Linked DNA regions of Homo sapiens: region 1 is linked to region 2. The links are chromatin loops, found by intact Hi-C in ENCODE. Cell type or tissue: HepG2. All regions are shown on one strand. Each heading gives the region's core, and the rest is flanking DNA. Links, peaks and the distances in the headings are about the cores only. Region 1 overlaps ELMO1 (engulfment and cell motility 1). Region 2 overlaps ELMO1 (engulfment and cell motility 1).

The links. Peaks named below come from ENCODE experiments on the same cell type or tissue, not always from the same donor. Only the 100,000 strongest peaks of a DNase experiment are listed, where the experiment ranks them.
Region 1: a loop joins it to region 2, with 4 times the contacts of the local background. A loop is called at or near these places in 2 of 110 quality-filtered maps.

What each region holds. Positions count from the first base shown.
Region 1 is chr7:37,067,608-37,070,525 of GRCh38, forward strand. All of the region lies in intron 15 of ELMO1 (engulfment and cell motility 1), which reads right to left. Among named protein-coding and RNA genes, the nearest start is that of ELMO1-AS1, 71 kb to the left of the region's middle. In HepG2, for the core only: a CTCF peak has its summit at 1,474; no DNase peak of the experiment used is centred there.
Region 2 is chr7:37,014,913-37,017,830 of GRCh38, forward strand. All of the region lies in intron 15 of ELMO1 (engulfment and cell motility 1), which reads right to left. Among named protein-coding and RNA genes, the nearest start is that of ELMO1-AS1, 19 kb to the left of the region's middle. In HepG2, for the core only: no CTCF peak of the experiment used is centred there; DNase peaks (open chromatin) are centred at 789 and 1,349; H3K4me3 peaks cover 312 bases.

The DNA of each region.
Region 1 (2,918 bases), core at 189-2,688, 53 kb after region 2:
TTTCAGACATTTAAAACATTAAAACAACCTTGTTTCTAAGTTATCTCTATTAACTTTAGAATTATAAAATTAACAAACTAGAAATAGAAATTGTTAGTCTGCAACAGCTTGAAACTCACATAATCTTTCTTTTTTTTTTGAAAAGACAGAATTTTCCTGTTATTAACACCATAAAGGTTTAAAAAAAAAGCTTCTTTGAAAGAACTCATGTGGCTAATAAATGTGTTCTTGAAGGCTCTTCTCGGACTGGAGTCACTGACAAATCTCAGAAGGATGAGTTGAAATATAAACTCTAGGCGAGCTATTCTCACTCATAAATAAAACAGTTCGAACTCTGCTTGGGGTTATGAGAATCCAAAATTCAGTATTATGGAGGTACTCAGAACATTTGCATTTGAACATTAGAGACCAAATACTGGGCTAAGAGAATGGAGAAGACCAACAGGTAATAGGCACAGATGGCCTGGGCACAGGTCTACTGCTCTCAAGTGGAACTGACTGTGGGTCACGTGTTCCACTTTGACACATGGGAAAGTTCACATGCCTCATCCCTTCCCCAGGCAGGCCCTAAATGAAGGCTGTGGTAACATGAGATGGGTTGTGCAGTAAAGCAGTTCCCAGCTGTCCGGGTGAAACTCTATCCCAGTCTCCCTGTCTCAGGAAAGTACAGTAAGTTAGCAAGTGAGAGTGACGTTAAAGAGATATTCTTGAACCCGCTCTAGGAAACCACCTGTACCCTTTGGCACTTTACCTATTCTTAGTAATAGAATATTTGTGACCATTAAGATGTGATGAGGTCACAGTTGACAGTGGCCAATGTATATGACACTTATTGTCAACATTAATTCCCAGGACATAACCCCATCTCTTCTTATTGCACTTGCTAGTATAACTATGAGGCCCACTCTGTTAAGGCAGATGAATTTTAGCATATGCCTCAGTAAAACACAAATAAGAAAATCAATTTCATAAAAGAACAAAACATTTAGGATACAGGTAACTCAGAAATTAACATGCAATGTCTCAGACTTATATAACTGAGAGAGTAGAGAGAACTACAGTTGGTTCATTACCCAATATAATGATATAATGAAACTAAGGAGTGTTCATGCTGGTTTACAAAAGGGGAGATAGTGGTGCTCACTAAAGCACAGACAGCTTGAGGGATTCCTACAGAAATCCCCTTTAGGAGGTCTGGGCCCCACAAGCAAACATTACATAGTAATGAGCCCGACTCCTAGGTCATGAGATGGTCCCCCAAATTATTGAAGGCTATAAATCTTAAATATAAAGGTGGCTAATACAAAATAATTATAAAACAGCAGTTTGAATTTAAGTGACAATTCTACATGTGAAATATAAAAGTGTTAATGACCTCATTTTGAAATGATGGTCACATGTCTCCAAATGCCTCATCTCTCCGTGTAAGAGTCAGGGTTCTATCCTGACAGTAGGACACTCCTTCATTCCTCTAAGATTGCAGCTGCTGCTCCCTGGGAGCCTCCCAGTGGTGGGAACAGCTCCAATCCCATTCTAAACCACTAAGAGCTCCAATAAATGGTTACCATTTACTCCCAGGGTTGGCCAGTAAGCCCCTCCCCACTTCCCCAGTAAGTCTAACTAGAGACAAAAGGAATACATTAAAAAAATGTGCTTTATCTACACCTTACAAGTCTGGTCCTAAGACCTCTCTAAATAGATCTAAGCGATCTATTTAGAAGGAAAAGAATATGTTTCTTGATGAAAACCACTCAAATTAGTAAATTAATTCTTGATCTGATAAAGTCAAAACAAATCCACTCCATCACTTCCCAACCACTTCATGTATGAGGCAGGGGAAAAATCCAGAACCAGAGTTACTAAAATCAGAAAAGTTCTAGCAGCTGCAAACATGAAATTAAGAAATTCCCTAGAAGAGAAATTCTCAAATTGTGCCTCACTGTAGCAAAGAAAAGTGAATGACTAATAGGTGCTAAAATTTCTAAAGTCTCACATCTCATAACATGCCCCAAACTTATAATTTATTTCATAACAAGCACTTTTAGCTCAATCTTTGGAAGAAATGTTTCAAATGGAACCGATCTCCGATTTCATACTAAAAGTTGATGAGAAAATGGGTCTCAGAATTAGTAATAAACTTTGCTAGAATGTTCTACTGACTTAAAAATTAAGAATTGGAAGAATTTTATAACTAAAATATTGTTATATTCTATTTCGATCCATCTTACCAGCATAAGTTGAAATTTTTCTTATGTGAAGTTACTCCAATTTCACCCTTTTTAACTTTGAGAACATGAGCTAATTTCTGTGCTCTCTCTGCATATTTATATCTAAATCCTAGATTTGCTTGAAAATGAGAATTTTATCAGTTGTCAGAGGCAACTCAACATAGGAGGGTGACGAGGGGAGAAAACAAAATTATATTCAAATGAAACTTAAGCTGGCTCCCATCTGGCTAAACTTTAAGCTTCAAATAAATGCAATTTTCTTTTCTTCACCTCATCCAATCAGACACAGAAGATATTTCTCTAGGGGGTAAGGAGATAGCAATCAAAGGAGGCAAAAGAGGGAAAACTGCCACTGCATCCTCTTACATCCTCATCACCCTACGTTCCTGGCACCATTGGATGGCAGAGGAGCCCATGCTGCTTAAGTCTCTTCATTCTGTGGCTCTTCACAAGCCTTCCACATCTTGGGGAGTGTGATTAAACAGACGAGAAGAGGATATGAGAATATGAGAGGCTGGGAAAAATTCATATGAAGATGCAATCCTCTTGTATTCTTTCTTTCTTTTTCATCTATAGTAGAGGGCTAAGACCATAAAAATTTATCAATTTAGTTCACTGAAAATATTGCACCCTTTCTTGATTTCCGTTGGAATTTGTGAACTGTGTGTGTGTGTGTTATACTTAAAACAC
Region 2 (2,918 bases), core at 283-2,782:
ATCCTATAGAGCAGGCCCCCAGTGAACAAACCCTGATCAAGCCTCATGGAAACACACTCAAGGATACACGGCTACCAAGCTATTACACACCAACCTCTTCTCTCCTCAACCTTCATGAATACAGTGAATTTCAGACTTCTTAACAGTTTAAAACAACAGCAAAGTGGTGTTTATTTGCACAGCTCACCATTTCTAAAGGGCACAACCCGATTTGAAGATATGGTAATGCTGTTTTCCTCCAGATAAAGTAAGGGCATGGGCCTGGAGCAATGCACAGTCCTGTAGGAAGAGTCCGGGGGTGGGGTGGGGGGACAGAAGATTTGGGTTCAAGTGCAGCCCAGGCCAATCCAGAGCAAGTCATTTTACCTTTCTGAGCTTCAATTTTCTTAACTAAAAAAATGGAGGGCTGGGCACAGTGGCTCACACTTGTAATCCCAGCACTTTGGGAGGCCGAGGCGGGTGGATCATCTGAGGTCAGAAGTTTGAAAGACCAGCCTGGCCAACATGCTGAAATCCTGTCTCTACTAAAAACACAAAAATTAGCTGGGCATGGTGGCATGCCGCTGTAGTCCCAGCTACTCTGGAGGCTGAGACAGGAGAATCGCTTGAATCCAGGAGCTGGAGGTTGCAGTGAACCGAGATCACACCACCGCACTCCAGCCTGGGCGACAAGAGCGAAACTCCGTCTCCCAAAAAACAGAAAAAAAGAAAAAATAGGAAATGAAGTCCCCTCTGCCTTCTCCCTTGGCTTCAAAGCAGATCAAATAAGCCAACTGAGGGCAAAGTGCTTTGGACAGGATACAAGTTAACACCGATATGGAGGGAAGTGGTGGTGATGACAATAAATATTGCACCTGCCTACTGTTTCCAGGAATGTGAGTTTTTCTGTGATTTTTCCACACTAATTCCTAGTCCAGCCTGTTCACATTTCAACAGTTAGAAGCAAAAACATATAAGTGATCCCACCCCAGCCTGTGTTACTAGCAGAGAGATGGCAAATGTGAAGTTTTGACTTGCGATACAAAGCTATTTAAGAAACTCAGAAGATCAACACTGGCAGACTGTGTGGTTTGCTGCCCTGGGCAATGAGCGGTTGGTCTCCCTTTTATAAGCACCAAAGCCAATGAAATTTACAAATCTTCAGCTGTACCTTAAAACACTATTGCCATCTAAGAATTTGTTATTAATCACATTATCACAGTATCATTTTTGGATCTAGTGTGATTATTTGTGTACTTTATGCCCTAAAGTTTTTATGTGATGAGTGGAGCTAAGAAAGCCAGAAAAAGCTGAGACTTGCAAGTCCTACTCTTGCTTGGGTAAAGAGGGAAGTGACATCATTAATAATTAACTAGATAATTCGTTGGGTACATATGGCATGCCAACAGCTCTACAAGCACTATTCTTGTAACAACCCTGGAAGGTAGGCCTTATGGACATCCTCATTTTATATATGAGAAAGGTAAAACTTGGATAAATAACACCTTCCATCATGAGCTTTTTTTAGTTGGCCCCAAATGAGCGTCTGAAACCCACAGTCAGCTGACCCAGCAGCAGGCTTCCTCCTTTAGTTGACATCAAGAGCTCATTGCATTTCTCTGTGGTTGCTGCTTTGAAAATTAATTCCTCCACCCATTCTCTTAGGTCTCCCGTACTCCTCCTTCAACATAAACCCAGATCATGACCTGCAGTCCAATGTGGATCACAGCAAGTGCGTAGCCAGTGCCTGCTGACTGAGAACACTCGGCCATGAGATAGCAGTACCAAGGCCTGCACCGCCAGCAGCCACGCACCGGGCACTGAATGATGGACTTCATAGTCACTTATTATGTCAGGCACAAAAGGAAGATATTACTAACTTCTTTTTAAGATTATAAATAGGAGATTGAGAAAGGCTCGGTGACTTCTCCAAGGTCACATGGTTTGCAAGTGGTGGTGCTAGAATTCAAGGTCGAGTTGGCTCCAAAGCGCATCATTATTCTGCTTCACTTGCTTTCCTCATTCTGTTTCTCAATTAACCCTGCCTCCAATGCACCTCCACCAACACAAATCTGAAACAATTGTTTTTCTATCCACAGAAAATATTTATGAAGTAAAACCTTACAAGAGGCACAGCTTCACCTATTAATGCTGATGTATATTTACTGTGTAAGATTCCTCTGCTTTCCTCCTACTACTTGTGGCTTACATGGAGTTAGACTGGAATACCAGGGTTACGCTCCCCTTCTGGACCTTACTCCTCCTTTCCTGGGTCTGGGCAAAGCTGCACTCTCAACCTTGCTGAGCAGCCAAGAAATCATCTACCTGGTTCCTAGCTTCTGCTGAACCAACCCTTTTTTCTTCCTCAAGATATTTTATCTTTCTCAGCTTCTCTAACGTATCAAGGTTTCCCCAGGTACTCAGGCACTAGGGAAAGGTCACATTGAATGAGTGTATTTGATTTATTTCAAAAAGCTCACCAGCTGGGTTTCATGTTAATAGAACCTGAGTTTTGTTCATGACAACAATGTGCCCAGCTAAAAAAGTACAATTTGCGCCTCCCTTGTGATTAAGAGTCGTCATATGACCCAATCCCAAATAATAGATAAGTGAAAACTGCTGGGCACTGTTCCCAGGAAAGACCTTTAAAAGGGGAAAGACTTGGTTGACTTGTGGCCTTTTGTCTCTGCCTCCCCACTTCAACTTCTTCATGTCTGGAACACAGGACTGATGACTGGAGCTCCTGCAGCCATTTTGTCAGCATAAAAATGAGGGCTATACCCTAGACAGTTAGTAGGAGCTCCTGATGACACTGTGGAGACACCACAGCAAATGGAATTGGAATTCTTTTGAATGTAATTCTTTGTACACAATTTGTTGGTATGTAATTTGTTTAAGCCATGTGAAATTACTAATATATTAAAAAAAACCCAAGCAAG